Regions from separate parts of the Mus musculus genome. Here region 2 is linked to region 1. Evidence: chromatin loops called from intact Hi-C (ENCODE). Cell type or tissue: left cerebral cortex. All regions are shown on one strand.

The links. A loop is a pair of places that touch in the nucleus more often than their neighbours do. Peaks named below come from ENCODE experiments on the same cell type or tissue, not always from the same donor. Only the 100,000 strongest peaks of a DNase experiment are listed, where the experiment ranks them.
Region 2: it touches region 1 in a loop (2.5-fold over the local background); 10 of 42 quality-filtered maps call a loop at or near these places.

The regions. Positions count from the first base shown.
Region 1 is chr4:47,119,104-47,127,103 of GRCm38, forward strand. Galnt12 (polypeptide N-acetylgalactosaminyltransferase 12) reads left to right here. Exons shown (of 10, transcript NM_172693.4): 8 at 412-525; 9 at 1,259-1,405; 10 at 3,334-3,940. The coding sequence ends at 3,474. Among named protein-coding and RNA genes, the nearest start is that of Gm52731, 11 kb to the left of the region's middle. In left cerebral cortex, a CTCF peak has its summit at 3,197 (motif pointing right); DNase peaks (open chromatin) are centred at 3,211 and 5,426.
Region 2 is chr4:47,222,977-47,230,976 of GRCm38, forward strand. The region is part of intron 2 of Col15a1 (collagen, type XV, alpha 1); the gene reads left to right. It overlaps Gm32317 (a long non-coding RNA gene), which reads right to left. Exons shown (of 4, transcript XR_881237.2): 4 at 6,404-8,000. Among named protein-coding and RNA genes, the nearest start is that of Gm12426, 17 kb to the left of the region's middle. In left cerebral cortex, no CTCF peak of the experiment used is centred here; DNase peaks (open chromatin) are centred at 3,136, 4,986, 6,169 and 7,656.

The sequences.
Region 1 (8,000 bases):
TTTGGAAGGCTCCATTAGTCTGAGCCACACCTCCTCATTTTCTCTGCCATGACTGCTTTTACCCCAGTCTGGTTGTGTGTGTACTGTTTCACTCGTGGCACTGTCTGTAAGCTAGACCTCTCTCCTCTGTGTTTCCTAACCGTGGAAGTGAGGCCACACCCAAGATTGTGCTAGGGCAGCAAGAAGGCTGTGACTGAGCAGTTAGAGGTGCAAGCTTTTAGGCCAGATTTGTTGTCTTAAAGTTTGGCCAAGTTCCCATCTGTTGTTAGCATAGGAAAACATTATAGTGACTGGAAAGAGCTGGGCAAAGGGACAGGGCTCCTCTTTCATTGTGTTCTTCTCTCTCCTTGTGTGGAGTCCTTTTGGTGTGTGGAAATCTAGACTGAGGTGCTACCTCTGTGTCTTGTTTAGCTCCAGAACAGAGGCCTAAGAGGGTACTGCCTTGACTACAATCCTCCCAATGAAAACCATGTTGAAGGCCACCAGGTCCTTCTGTACCTCTGCCATGGGATGGGTCAGAACCAGGTAGGCGTGGGCCTTGATGGGGAGGGGCAAGCTTCTTTTAAAACACTTTTTAAAAAATATTTATTTATTTGCCTGTGTATGTGTGTGTGTGTGTATATACCTACTCTCTCTCTCTCTCTCTCTCTCTCTCTCTGTGTGTGTGTGTGTGTGTGTGTGTGTGTGTGTAAGTCAGAACGGTGGGGGTCAGTTCTCTCTTCCCTCCATGTGGATCCCAGGGACAGGACTCAGGTGAGGTCGTCAGAGCCTTTACCCCTCTCACTAGCCCTCTGCACGAGTATCACTCAGTGGCAGAGCACTAGCCTAGCATGTGGGATTCACGGTGTCTGTTACTTTGGATGTGTCATGGCAGAAAAAAATCCAGGAGTAGAGACTTATCTAGGTTTAAATAAGAGGTCAACTTAGTACCTCAAGATACCTGGAACCGTAATACAGGGTCATGGCAGTGGTGGTGTGGGGTAGGGGTGGTGCTCTAACCCACCCTCACTTATTTCCAGTAGAGAAGTGGTTCTCAGCCTTCCTAATGCTGTGACCTTTCGATACAGTTCCTCATGTTGTGGTGAGCTCCAGCCATAAAATTATTATCATTGCTACTTTATAACTATGATTTTGCTACTGTGATGTGAATGTCTGATATGCAGGTTGAGAAACTACCGCCCTAGATAATCTTGTGCAGGGCATCTTCCTCCACATCACAAGGTAAACTGACATCTGTTGGTTGTTAAACTGTTGTTAGTTTTTCGAGTATACGACCCGGAAAGAAATACGCTATAACACCCGCCAGCCCGAAGCCTGCATCACCGTGGAGGACGGGAAGGATACCCTTGTCATGGATCTCTGCCGAGAGACCGTCCCAGAGAACCAGGAGTTCATCCTACAGGAGGTCAGTGAATGCAGCTTTCGGTGCCATCGGCCCAGGTCTGTGCGCCTGTGCGGAAGCCAGGTGTACTCTCTAGCCTGGTCCCGGTGGGTCTCAGACACTGGAAACTTCACTTTGACCCTGGGGGAATGACTGTGAGTGTATGGCTTCTGGTAACAGTGAGGCTTTCTTCTTTTTCAGTCTTTTACGGTATGAGCTGCTGTGGGTTGTAATAGAAAGTAGAGTTGACACTAATGTGTGGGGGTGAGATGGGTATATGAGTGTCGTAAGTGACCCAAGTGCCAGAACATGAGGTTAGACCCAGGCATGACCCACCCTTCTTCTCTGAGCATCATTTCACCTTGCTCTGAAACAGGCTTGATAACAGCAGCCTTGCTCTGCTCCGGGAAGGACTTAGAGATTCCCGGGACTTCCTGTGGAAGCTGTGAGGGCCTGTAGAGAACTTGTGGCTGCTTGGGATGTGACCAAAGAGGCAGCCTGGGATAGAGCTGGCTTTCCAGATACTGTTGATTGACCCATTTGTGAGCAGTCCAAAAATCCCATTCAAAGTTGAAATATATTTTCCTGTAGAGAAATAGAATAATAAGCAGTGGAGTTTACAGGCTCCCTGGAAGAGCTGCGGTGTTAACCCTGTGGTCTTATCCTGTTTGACTTTAAGAAGAAAGTAAGATCTGGATATGGTAGCACACTCCTATAATCCCAACACTCAGGAGGCTGAGGCAGGAGGATTGTGAGTTCCAGGGCAGCAAGATGTGTCTTAAAATAAAATAGTTTAGGAAAAATAATCCACACAGTCCACAATCTGTTGTCCTCTTCCTTTTGCATTTTTCTTCTACCCCCGCCCCCAACGATAGTACAATCTAGAAACAAGATTGGTCACATGCTGCATTAAGAATTCCACTGTAAGGCTGGAGGGATGGCTCAATGGGTAACACTCTTGGCACACAGGCATGAAGACTGGAGTTCAGACTTTCATCACCCCGTAACGCCCTGACAGGTCGCCTGGGAGGCAGTACTTAGGAAGCAGAGGGGTTCCCAGGACAGGCTGGCTAGCTAAAATGATGAGCTTTAGAGTCAGAAAGGGCCCTGTCTCAAGTAAAGAAGGTGGAGGTGTGATACCTTGTCATCTTCTGGTCTCTGCATACACATACATGTATGTGTAGACGCCTATGTGTGTGAACGTGCATAGCCCCCACACGAACAAACATTTTACCTTAAAGTTCAGTGATCCCTTTGGAGACGTGGGTTTGTGTAGAAGGCTGGCCAGAGAGATGCTGTAGTGAGTCCCTTACTTTTAGCTTCCTCAGGGGGAAACTTGGAGAGCCATGGAAGTGTGGGGGTTAACAGCATCTAGCAGTTTGCAAAGCCTCTCCCTCGGAACCAGGAGCCTATGCATTGTCACTTTTGGCTGCTGGCCCCTTGTTATGTTCCTTACACTACAGAAGAGAGAGGGGCAAGATACACAGCAAAGAGAGGCTCTCCATGCCCACAGCAAGTATTGAGGAAGCAAGCTGGCCGTTAAAGACTGCCATGACCTGGGATGTGAGACTGTGACCAGGCTGAGAACAGGTGACCTGTGGACTCAGGTCCCTCACCTGGATATGCTGCCACCAAGTTAGAAGGTCACGTGATGCTGTTAAACGGCTCAGGAGAAGGAAGTCATAAGGTTGGAGTTAGGTGATGGAGAGACATGAGGGAGGTCCATAAAGGATCTTGGCTGTGACTTCACTGAAGGAGGGGAGTGGTGAGGAGCTAGAGGCTCCCTCCCATCCTCTTCAGTAGCCAGCAGGTGGCGCTGTTTTGCATTTACTGACATTTACGAAATGCTAAAAGTCACTCCTTGGGGTCTTCAAAATCTGCCTTAAGGGAAATGTGGCTTTTCTGAGCAATCACTAAAATAATTTTGAACATAACAATGTTTTCATTTGTAGGATGGCACTTTAGTTCACAAGCACAGCAGGAAATGTGTGGAGGCCACAGAGAAGGTGTTAGACAACGGCTTTGCACCATACTTACGGGACTGTACCAACTCAGATAACCAGAGGTGGTTCTTCAAGGAGCGCATGTCGTAGTGCATCGCCTTGCCAAGGAAGGAGCCCTCCACGGCTGTGGACTGTGTGCCCAATGAGATGGACAGCGTACACGGTTGTCATTCGTGAATGTGCTGGGTGTCACAAGAGTGTGAATAAGCTTTGTACAGATTTTGAAAACTTTAAAAATGTCTCCTGGCATCCTGCTTTCTGAGGGCAATCCTAAGATGTTGCCTTTGGTATTTGGAAAGGATATTTTCCTATCAAGATGTGCATTTTACAATGGTGCCTTTTATTCTCATTAGCAAAAAAGGTAAATACTTTATTTTGATACATACAAAGCTTCCTGGGTGTTTGTAGCACATTTTACACAAACTGTTAATACCTCAAATGTTGAGTTAGAGTTCTCTCAGGGGGATGAGGTGGACACTAGAAATACTGTTGATTTCTTCAGGTGTGAGTGGGGTGAGATAGTCTAGATTCATACAATAAAGAATGCTTTTGCTTATGCGTTGATGCCACAGCCAAAATTCTATCATAATGTTCATTACTGACCAAACCAGGCTAACCACATCTGAAAGCTCAAAGAAGCTATAGGGTTTGCCAAGGCCCTATAAACTTAAGAGGGTATTTCCAGCAAGAAATGTAATGCTCTACATGAAACTCAACTTTTAAGCTTTTCCTTAAATAGCATTTGATTATTTAATAATATTATTTATAATATTATTTGATTATAGATATTATTACTTATAGTATTTGATTATTGAGAGTTGGTGATGAGGCAGCTGCTGTGGACATTGCTGGATAATTCAACCGTCTGAATGACTCCAGATCAGCTCCAAGAGCTCACCAACTTGGTGAAGCTAATAGGAACAATTAGAAATGCCACCAGTGAACTGAGGGTGTGGGTCTCTGGCTAGAGTGCCCGCCTTGCACGCATGAAGCCCTGGGTTAAATCCGCAGCACCCCATTTTAAATAATCAGCTTGACAGCGCACCCCTAATCCCTGCACTTGGGAAGTGGAAGCAGGAGAATCAGAAGTTTAGGGTTATCACTGGATACGCAGAGAGTTTGAGGTTAGCCTGGGCTACATGAGACCCTGTCTCAAGAAGACATCAGTCAGAAGGTAGACTGCAGATCTTATTTTCGTCCCCGTCAATTGCGAGAACACAAGTGCGATGGATTAAAAGCATCAGCGTATTTCTCTCGCTCTTCTCTCAGACATGTATGCTGAGGGTATCGCTCCTCAGAATCAGGTCTGCTTTGCCTGGACTGACCTGCTCTGTACTGGAGTTCCTGTGAGCGAGATGGAGACCAGGAAACTGGGTGTGGGGGCGGGAGCAGGTAGGGCTTAGCATGTGTGTGGGGGGTCTCTGAGATGTTATCTTTGAGATCCCCCGCCACCCTCTTTTATGTGTATGTAGCGTGTTTACATATCTGAGGCACATGTGTGTTGAGGTCAGAGTTTAAATCAAGGTGTCTGCCTTGATCACTCTCTGCAGACCTCCATGTCAGTCAGGCTTTTCTGTGGATGCTGAGGGTCCATCCTCTGGTCCCCACTCTTTGAAGGCAAGCACTTTACCCACTGAGCCATCCCACCCCTTTAGATTCTCATAATAGGCCCGTATAAAGTGCAAAGCACAGTGAGTGTCAGCAGGCGTTTATTCAGAAGCCAGTACAGGATAATGCAGATGTTTTCTCTCTGTGGACTAGGCAGCCCTTCATCAGTGTGGGGTGGGGTGGGGTGGCTTCTGCACAGCTCAGCTCTCATGCTGAGGCAGGCGGGGTATGGCCTTCCCCTTGTCTGGGGAGACTTGTGGGTCAGGGGAGGGTCCACAGTTCTGCTTCCCTCTGCCTTCTATAGTGTGGTTAGGTGGGCCTGGTGTAGCAGAGAGCCTCTCCCCAAACAGAGGAAAACAGCCTGGGTGGGCCAGACATGCAGTCGGCGGCATCCCAGACTGCACCCGGCGTGTGGGCGGCTGCACCTGTGCCTGTGTGCCTCAGAGGCATGGTGGCCAATTGGCTCTGCTTGAGGACTCTTCACTGATTTCTTCCACCAGGAGAAGTAAGCCTCAGGGTGTGGGAAGACCAGGAAAACAATATTCTCTTAGTTTTGAAGATGTTATAATATTTGAGGCGGCTTTCCCTTCAGTGATGGGTGAAGGGTCTAGAAGGCCACATGGATGTGAGGAAGTGCCTCCAGCTGTCCTGCCTGTGTGTTCCCGTCCCTAGTGTGTGGATGCAGTGCTGGTGTGCAGAGTGGCTGAGGCAGCTTGCTTTGGATCCTAGGGTTCTGTTTTGCTTTTCTATCTGTGACTCACAGAAGAGCATCAGTCCTAGCCTGCCCTTCAGGGACCTGGGTGTGTGATGATAGATGTTTAGGGTATGATTTGCATGGGTGACTCCTGAGTCCTGGAGGAGAGCCTGAGGCTCAAGTGTCCGACCTGTGAACAGGTGTCGCTCTCACAGGGCTCGTTCACACTGGCAGGTGGCTGTGGCTCTTCTCTCCCCCGGGACTAATAGAATCTACCATGACCACCATCGTCTGGGGGATCCCTGACCTGGAAAGAAAGAGGTTAGGGTTAGAAGTGTTAGCAAGTGGGCCATGGGAAGGAAATGGCATGAAAGGCAAGAAGCATCACAGATCCGGGGAGGAATGAGACATTAGGTAGGGTTCTCTAGAGAAACAGAACTGATAGGTGACTATGTAGATAGGTAGGTGGATGGATGGATGGATGGATGGATGGATGGATAGATAGATAGATAGATAGATAGATAGATAGATAGATAGATAGATAACTGATAGGTGAATATGGATAGATAGATGGGTGGGTTAGTGGGTGGATGGATGAGGAACAGAATTGATAGGTTAATATGGATAGATAGATAGATAGATAGATAGAGAATTGATAAGTGAATAGGTGTAGCTAGATAGGTGGGTGGGTGGGTGGGTGGATGAGGAACAGAACTGAAAGGTGACTATGGATAGATAGATAGATAGATAGATGATTAATTGAAAAAGTAGATTTATTAGAATGGCTTACAGACTATGGTCCAGCTAGTCCAACAATGGCTACCTCACTCTTCCCTGGCTAGTCTACCAATGGAAGGTCCAAGAACCCAGTAGCTGTTCAGTCCACGAGAATGGATGTCTCCGCTGGATTTCAGTATGCACTGGGATCTCAAAGAAGCGGGCTCTAATCCAAGTGAAGGAGTAGACCTGCCAGGGAGAGTGAGATCAGTCAGGCAGAGAAAGCAAGCTTCCATCTTCCATGTCCTTTATGTAGACTCTCAGTAGAAGGCGTGGCCCAAGTTAAGAATGGATCTTCCCACCTCAAAAGACCTAGATTAAAAAGTGGGTCTTCCAGCTTCAAATTATTTAAGAAAAACCCCTCACAGGTGTGCCCAGGCACTCGTTACTTCCAGATGTAATCAGGTGACAACTAAGAATAGCCACTGTCATGCCCATTTTGCAAACCTCCAGAGGCCACCAAGGAGCTGATTCTGATGCAATTGCACTGGGTCTTTATTCAAGCTCGAGTGCGGGCCACATTGTAGTCACTGATGCGGCTGGACAGGAGGGTGAACCCCCTTGCTTAGTTTCAAGCAACCTTTTGTTGAGGCAAGCAAACAAGCAAGGGGATTCCAGCCTGGCACACATTTTGTTGCGGGGCTATTACAGAATTTGTTGCCCTTTAGAATGATTGGCTGGTGCTGGGAGCCAAGCTGTAAACTTTCATAAGTAAATATCTTTAGGTACAACTGTAACTTTTGCTTTCCTCCTGATGCGTGGTTGTTAGGAAAGACCTGAAACTAGTGCTAGGTGCAGGCTTGTTGGTTAACTCAAGTTCTTTAAGATGGAACCTGAACCCAAGATGGAGTTGATGTGGTCTTTCAGCCAGAGGAATAGGGAGCTGGGACATGAACAGTCAATGAGGAGTAGAAAAGAATTGTGGTGTTGGGGCACAGGTGACTAAAGCCTTTGCTGTTATTCAGGGCATCTTAGCACTTTCCCTGCCAGCTTTGAACAGGTATGTTCAGAGTTGAGCCTCTTCTGCAAAGCCATACCGAGACAGGTGGTCTTCATAGCAGATCACCTTTCTACACTGGGTGTGGGGATCAGTGGGGTGAGTCTTACAGGAGAGTGGTCACCAGGATGATGGTTCTCATAAAATGATGAGAGTCCACTACAGATTCATCACCTACCTGCATGATGGCTTAAGTATGTCTTCTGGAGATGTCTCTGTCTCTCTCTCTCTGTCTCCCCCCCCCCCCCCCCGCCCACACACACATAAACTCACAGGGTCCTTCAGTTTCCTGGTGTAGACACCAGTTCCCGAGTTGTACTTGACATTCTGAGGTTCCACATATTGTTTGCTTGAATTGCAAGGATGTTATACTTCTCTGAAAAGTAGAATCATTTGCATCTGGCTGTTTTGCTTATTTGGGAATTTTTAAAAAGCCTTTCTTCCATATTTGTGGGGTAGTTTAGCTGGGTATAAGACCATCCTTGGCATGTTGGGTTATTCCAGGACTGAGGTCGCTGTAACTTCACAAGTCAATTCTGC
Region 2 (8,000 bases), 100 kb after region 1:
GGTTTCTGATTCCTAGGCAGGATCAGAGAAGGTGGTGGGGAGCAAGATGAGTGGCTACCAATACCCTTTTGATGTAAAGCCACTTCTCAGGGGAGAGATTGTGGCACCTGTAAGTCTGGCAGCTAGGGACTCACAGTGCCCATCCCAGAGCCCTGTTTTAAGAAGAAATACTGCTGAAGGCATTGTGGCCTGAGCAGCCGCTGGATGCTAACATGACATCCTTATAGGTCACGGGACCGAGGCCTAAGCTCAGTGTCACCAGTAAGCCCTCGTGTGGCTTCATTCCACGTTGGTTTACTCTGTTAGGGGACAGAATTCATCTGCAAGTTCTTTTCACCAAGGACCTTGAGTGGGCCAGGTCAACACCACTCACCTTTGGAGGTTAGGGTTGTTGAGCCTTCTGGGACAGGGAAAGCAACAACTGTAATTACATGTGGGAGAGATGAGTCTGCTAAGCAATGATGGGTGGACAGAAATAGTTGTGAAGTTCTATGGTAGAAAAGGCTCATCTATCTGTGGAAGCCTAGTAGGTTTTTCAAATTCATGCCTCTGTTCCTTCACTTTCACTTAAACACTTACTGTACGCAAGGCAATGTATGATGTGCTGGGTATAAAATGATGGACAGGCAGGCCTGGTTCCACTGGGGGATGCTAAGACCAATGATTTATCCAAAACAATCCTTTGGTGATGATAAATGGCAAACAGGGTTCTGAAGGATAGGAGCCAGGCATGGTAGTACATGCTTTTAGCTTAGCACTCAGGAGAAGGGGGAGGCAGGCGGGTTACTAGTTCCAAGCCAGCCTGGGCTACAAGGCAATACCTGGTTTCATGAAAAACTAAAGTATAGGGTCCTAACACACACACACACACACACACACACACACACACACACACACACACACACTGGATACTTTCATCTGTATGAGGGCATCAGGGAAGTCTCCCAAAAGTGTGACCTGTAAGATGTGGTCCAAAGGATGAATGAATTTACTCAGGGAAGGGTGCTGGGTTGATAGAGCTGAACCTGGTGGGTAGAGAACCATATTCAATTCCCAACACCACAACTGTCTGTAACTCTAGACCCAGGGAATCCAGTGCCACTTCTAGTGGCCATCACAGATACCAGGCACCCATGTGGTGCACAGGCATACATGTAGGCCAAACACCCATATACATAAAATAAGATTTAAAAAATATTTAAAAGGAACAGCCTGCCTTGCCCAGAGTGCATGAAGAAAAAGGGACAGAAGGGGTCTCTGGGAGGAAGGTGGATGCACCATCAGTACCTAGCCTAGGTACCTGGCCTAGGTACCATGACCCCCAGGTCCCATATGATGCTCACAGCCCAGGGATTGGCATAGGATGGAGGCCTTGAGTCCTGGAGGAGTGTAGAGTGAGACTCTGGGTTTGAGGACCTTTCTTGTTTCTCTTCCTCTGCTTATAGAAGAACATACTGATTCCAGTGAAGGATCTAGGCATACATTTTTTGCAACCTATTTTTAATAAAGGTTCAATCTCTCCCCTAGACCAGTACCCAGCAGAGGTAGTAGAAGAGAAAAGTTATTAGCATATGGGGGAAGTGGACTTGTTCAGCAATAGTTCGTTGGGGGCAAGCTTGGTCCTCTTTGGCAGCAGTTCAGTCCTGTAGCAAACATCAGATATAACTCAGCAGCTGCAGACCAGTTCTCTAGGCAGGCAGACACCAGGTATGAACTGGCTGCTACAGTCCAGTCCTTGCAGCAAGCAGACACCAGGCAGCTCTAGTTCAGTCCTGAAGAAACTGCCAGGCTGGCCAACCAACCTAAGGCAAGGCCACAGAAGTGACAAGTTGCCTCATGAGCAGTTCTTAGGCAAGTTTCTCTCAATGTCAAAGTTATCACAAGTTGAGCTCAACAATGCTATGTAAAGTGAATTAATACATTCCTGTTGCTAGCAAAGAATAACGAAACAGAGCAAACCAAACCAAGGCTCAGTGCTCATCTCCCACTGTCTGTGGGGTCAGATTTATACTCCTTCATCAAGCATCTTTTCACGTGCCTGCTATATCCAAACATCCTTTCACCTGTGTCTACTTCAGGAAAACAGTCTTTCATGTGTTTGCTTTAGCAAGACATCCCCTCACCTGTGTGCCCCAGCAAAATATCATTTGGCATAACCGACTTTCCAAAGAAACTAGAAGTTTCCACTTCACAGTACTAGATTCCATCCTGCTCTTTCCCTCTCTGTGGAGGGTGTTGTTGAGAATGTACATCCAGTGTGAGTGAGCCTTGGGTTCTTCTTGCTGAGACAGAGGAGGAAGCTAGGTCCTGGAGAGTGTCTGGGCAGGAAGACTAAGGGAGCAATTCCTCCGGACCTGTCATGCCTGTCCCCCATCCATCCCTTTAGTGGCTCCTCTGACTGCTGTGCAGAGGTTCCTGGCTGGGTAACCAAGGCCTGCAAAGAGCCGCACTGTTTATTCCCTGGAGCATGCACTTTATTCAGCAGTTGGGAAGTCGGGGCAGGAGACCAGTCACAACTGGGGAGAAATCCAGAGCATCACTAAGACAAACAAACACCCGTGTGCTATGACATGAGAACTGAAGGGCTTTGAAGCACGAGGCTCTCCTGGAGTTTCTAAGCTCCTATGGCTTGTGGGCTAAGTTGGGCCTACAGGTGTGGGGTCCTCTCTCTCATGATGAGCAACTTGGGTAGAGGTGGGATTTTATGTAGAACTGAGGTTCCTAAATTATGGGAGAGACACAAGTTGTTGTCCAAGGTGCCAGAGTGTTATTTGGGCAAAATTTTACTCCTTCACAGCCCATGTGGATTAGGACAATGTACTGGATGACGGTATGTAGACCATTGTGATCCAGAGTCTTGCAAGAGAATTCTCGGTTCCAAAAGGACTTGTGTCTGTCACTGTTGCACCTCCAGCATCTAGAATGGTGCCTGCCACACAGCAGGTGCTCCATAAATAATGCTTGCTGCATGAGGGAGTGTGTGTGTGTGTGTGTGTGTGTGTGTGTGTGTGTGTGTGTTGACGGCTTCCAGAAGCTTGCCTTCTCAGCCCATGTTTACCTTTCCAGGAATAAGTGAGTGGGGCTGCTCTCACATGGGAAGCTTGGGTGGAATGTGAAAAATCCTCTTCATGAATATGCATGCGGGAATCCAGCCAGTGCTGCCCCAAGCTTAAGATTTCGAAGAATCACCCTTTGGAGGCAGCCTCCTACGCAGTGTGGTTTACACCCACACATTGGGTCCTTGTGGGCGAAGGCACAGTTTATCATTCATGTACCTCACCCGGCTAGCCCTCCCTTCTCATGGGTCCTGCCCATTTCTAGCATCTGGGTGTTGGTGATTGTCTATATGGGCTTTGCCAAACTGCAGGTGGGAAAAGGTAGAGACCAGCCATTGTCAGCAATACAAGGTTTCAGAACCTAGTCTAGAAGCGTTTGCTGCTGTCTGGGTAAGTGAAGCCCCACCCCTTTCTTGAAGTTTCCAAGAACACTTGAGCACAGGTAAGTTGTCTGTCTGTCCCCTATCATGGCATGGCTAGCAGCGAGTTCTGCAGGCATTAGATGAACTTCAGATCCCAGCTCGGTCACTTATTAGTGCTGTGACCAGGGCACCTTACTCAAGTGTGGGCTTCACATCTGGACAGAGGAGCAGGAGATATCCTGATGCCCAGACTACATGAGATAGTCAGTGGGGATGCTGAGTCTGAGGAGAGCATCTGCCCAGCATGGGCGCTCCTGAGACCTTGGTCCTCACTCTTCTGGGTAGCAGTAGGCCTGGAAGCTTCCTGAAATACCAAGGCCTGGGGCATCACCCCAACTCCCCTTGGGGCTGAGGCCAGGCACCTGTGTTCTGAAGCTCACAGTGCATTGGCTCCCAGACATGTGAGGAGCTCAAGGTGGACGCCTGTGCTATGGGAACAGGATCACGTCTGACCTGTTCTCTCTGAATGTCCAGGACCAGCAGTGGTAGGCCCTTTCTAATCATGACATTCACCTTACACTGCAATCCTGAGAGCGAGGTATTGCATCATCTCAGTGTCTGGATAGAGACTTAAGCTCAGAGAAGTTGAAGAATAAACGCAAGGTCCCCAGCTAGGAGGCGATTGGTCAGGATCTTGCTGGCAGATCACTCCGGCATCCACTTCCCATCTCTTACTCTCTGTAGCACACTGTGGGACGCTGGTTATCCTCTGGTCCCTGCAATGTGCCTGTCTCTTTATTCCATTTCCTGGAGCCTCTAGCACCTTGCAGATTCCCTCACAGCTTCTTAGAGGCCACAAGTCCTTCCTCCGGCAAACATTTGGAGACTGTCAAGTTGTCCTTTCATCTGGGTTAAACAAGAGTCAGTCTGTTTCAAAATATGACTCTGGGGTCACCATCTGTCCTGGCTGTTCCCTTAAACTCAAATCCCAATGCAGAGACAGGCTCTACTCCAGCAGCTTTGTGAGGGCAGGGTCTCTGCAGGACTGGGCCAGAGGATTTCTACAAAGACTTTGTAGTGTCTTTGGTAACAACTCTGGAGCACGTTTCTTTTAAAAATGTGCATTGTTTATTGTCCCCTCACCAACAGGGCTCAAATCATTAAAGAGGACCCCAAGCCCCTGGACAGGTTCAGTGCACTCGTCTCTCCAGCATGCATCTTCTTGCTGTCTACCATGTACCTTGCATGGCATTTTGCCTTCTCTCCTTTCTCTGGAGCCACAGGTGGGTGTGGCCTGGGTCATTTGGAATCATGCCATCAGCCCGGGCCTTGTTTTGCTCATCTTAGGGACCTGGTGTCTTCCAAGATCCTTCCTAAATTTCAAGGTGTCCCTGCCTTTCTTTTTCTTTTTTGCTTTAGAGAGTATAAGTGCCATCTCACCCTGCCTGCTACAGCTGGGAGCTCATTCTGCTATAGCAGCTTGTCTGCCCTGGCTGGATCCACACCAGCGCATCTGTGGGGACGCCCCAGAGCCGTTCCCAGGGCAGCTTGATTTGCCCAGGGCGTACATGCCAAGTTCTGAGAGAATGCAGGCAAGTCTGCCACTGCCAAACTCCCACATGCACTCTGCATTCCAAGTCCCCCAGTCCCGCCCTCTCCTCAGCAAGGGAATGGATGTGGGGGCTGAGTGTCAGGGCAATCGCTGGAGGAGAAGGAGATATTCCTCCTAAAATGGTCAGGGGAGCTTTTCTCAGAAGGCCTTTGAGGTGCCCTGCTGCCTGTCATGTAAAGTTAAGTCTCCCAGATCTGATTCTCGAGTGCCTCTGCTCCAAGGAGAGAAGATGAATGGGCTTCATTTCCTTTGCCCTCAGCCTCCTTACCTGAGGTAGGGAAGCCAGCAGGTCAAATGTGCTCATGTGTTTAGTCTGAAATTGACCTGCGGGTGGCCTGATAGTTCTGACCCCGTAGCTCCTGGCAGTTCTTTGCCAATCTCTTTTGCACCCTCCCCGAATCACTCAAATCTTAGCTTTCCTCACATGGCCTTCCTTCTGGATGCTTTTCAATGATTCCCCCTCTTTCAGGCCACTTCTTAGAACTTTTAGGAGGTCCTGCAGGCCCCCTTCTGTCCTTGACTCATAGTCTCCAGACTCAGGACTTTTAGGTCAGCTCTATGTGTATTGGCAACTAGGCTGAGAATCAGGTGGAGACCAACTCTCTTATTTTCTCGTTGCCTTCGATGCTTGCCTAGGCCAAGTCCTGGCAGGGTTGCATGAGGGCTGCTTGTTGTGGGCAGACACGGGCAGGATCGGGATAAAGTGAATGGTGAGAGTGCAGCTCTTGGCTCCTCCTCAGGGCTCCCATCTTTCTTGTGGCTCTGTTCCAAAGGGTCTGAGGCCTCTGGATGGCCACTCAGAAGATGTTTGCTGACTACTTAGTAGCAACTATGCTATACCCAGAGGTTCAAGGGACCTAGGACATGTTTCACTTACAGATGGTTACACTCAAGAAAGCTTCAAAATCTCAAAACTTTCTCAGACTCACCCCATCTCTCCACGACACACCCACCCAATGCCTGTCTCTTTCATGAGCTCGGGCTTTATCCATGCAAGAGGACCAGGGATCTCAGAGTTCTGCTCCTGGCGCCTGTAGGGCTGGACAGTCTCATCTGATCTTGCCCAGTTGTCCAGTACCACGATGGGCCATGAGCACCCTCCCCAACAGAGGCACAGAGAAGGGGAAGCATCTGTTATTCACAAGTCCCACCCAGAACATTGTTCCAAGGAGAGGGAAGGTGGAGGCGGCTGGAATTTCATCTGAAGTCTGAGAAGCCAGTGTGTCTCAGGGGCACTCCCAGCCCAGCTGGATGAGAGCCCTGGGCAGCCATCTTGCAGAAGGCTACATTTCCCAAGCCTTCCTGCTTAAGGGTCAAGTGAGAGTGTGGGACTGCAGACCTTTACTGTATTATGTCTGGACAGCAGGGGTCAGATGAGGGTGGGGTTAAAAAGTACATGTTAACTAAATGTTGGTATTGGTGAACAAAGATTGGCTTTTATAAGAGTTCTTTTTTTAAATTTTGTTGATTGATTTATTGATTGAGGTTTTTAATGGATATTTTGTTTTTAGAATGTAATACATGTACTCACGAAATGTGATCATATCTACTCCCAATATTCTCCCTTTCTCATCCTCATGCCCACTAATATACCTCCTCTCATTTTTATAACTTTTTAAAATAACACACCAGGTTCAATTAGTACTTCTCCTACAGGCATGGGTGCAAAACCATCCACTATATTTTTGGAAACCTACCAGTGATGTCTCTAAAATCTCACCAAACACCTTCTGCTAATGGCTCCTTAATTTGAGTTTGGGCCTAGAGATCACATTCCTCATACACCAGAATTTTGGCTGGTTTGATCTATATGGGTCTTGTATAGGCAACTACCAATAATGGAGGTTGATTTCCTTATCCATGGCCACAAAGCAATATTTCACAACTCTTGTCTACATCCTCCAACTCCCATATTCTTCTGCCTCTTCCAAAATGATCCCAGTGCCTATACTAGTTCTTTCTGATCAATGATTAATAAATATACAGTGCTAAGGTGGGCATACAGTTATTCTTGTCCAGAATTCACTAAGTTGGTTCACTTATGCATTATTTGTTTATTCATTTGTTCATTCATTCATTCATTCATTCATTCATGTATTCATCCACCAACTGTTTGACCTTTGCCAAGTCTCAGGCAAGACTGTGTCCAGAAGCTGTAGGGGGAGTCTGGAGGCTTTAGAGAAAAGACAGGAGATTTCAGCTATCCCCTGCAGCACCTGCAGGTCAGTGAGGGACAAGGACAAGTGAACAGATGGTGACAGAGTAGTGAAAAACTGGGGCTTCTGGGAGACCAGGCAGGGGGAGAGAGCTGCTCCTGAGATATAGCGTGATACATCTGTGGATGAGCAGAAGGGGTTCCAATAGGGAGCTGCAGGCCTACTTCCTGTTGAAGCTGGAGTGGCTTCCCCTGGATGTCTGTCCATCTCTAACTATATGTGGGACAAGACAGATTGGGATGAAGCTGTGGAACCAGGTGCTTCTAGACTGCACAGTCCTTCCATAGAGCAACACAGACTCCTCGTGGCTGGCCACATAACCCTTGCCCAACAGCGCCTGGATCTGCCAAGCTCCTTCTCTACCCACCTACTTCCAGGGACATCCCTACATAAGCTTCGCGCCAGTCACCCTCCTTCTCATCAGTGGAGAGCATGTGGCAGCCTCCCCCTGGCCCTGGGACAAACTGCTTCCTATCTGTAAAATCTGGTGATTCACACAGTCGACCTGGCTGGGAAGCCACTCAGCTGCTATGTTCCTAAGTTACAGGGAAGGTTCAGCTTTCCCAGAAAGTTCTGGGGCACTTCCTCTATAGCTCTCTCTTAGGAGAAGCCGCTGGATTCTTACCCCTGTACTCTGACTCTGGGTTTCCGGCCATGCATAAGACTCCTGCACTGCCTCCTGTCCAAGACTAGATGTAGGCCACCATGCTAGCCTCAGCCACAGAGCAAGCTTCAAATTTGAGTGTGAGCCATA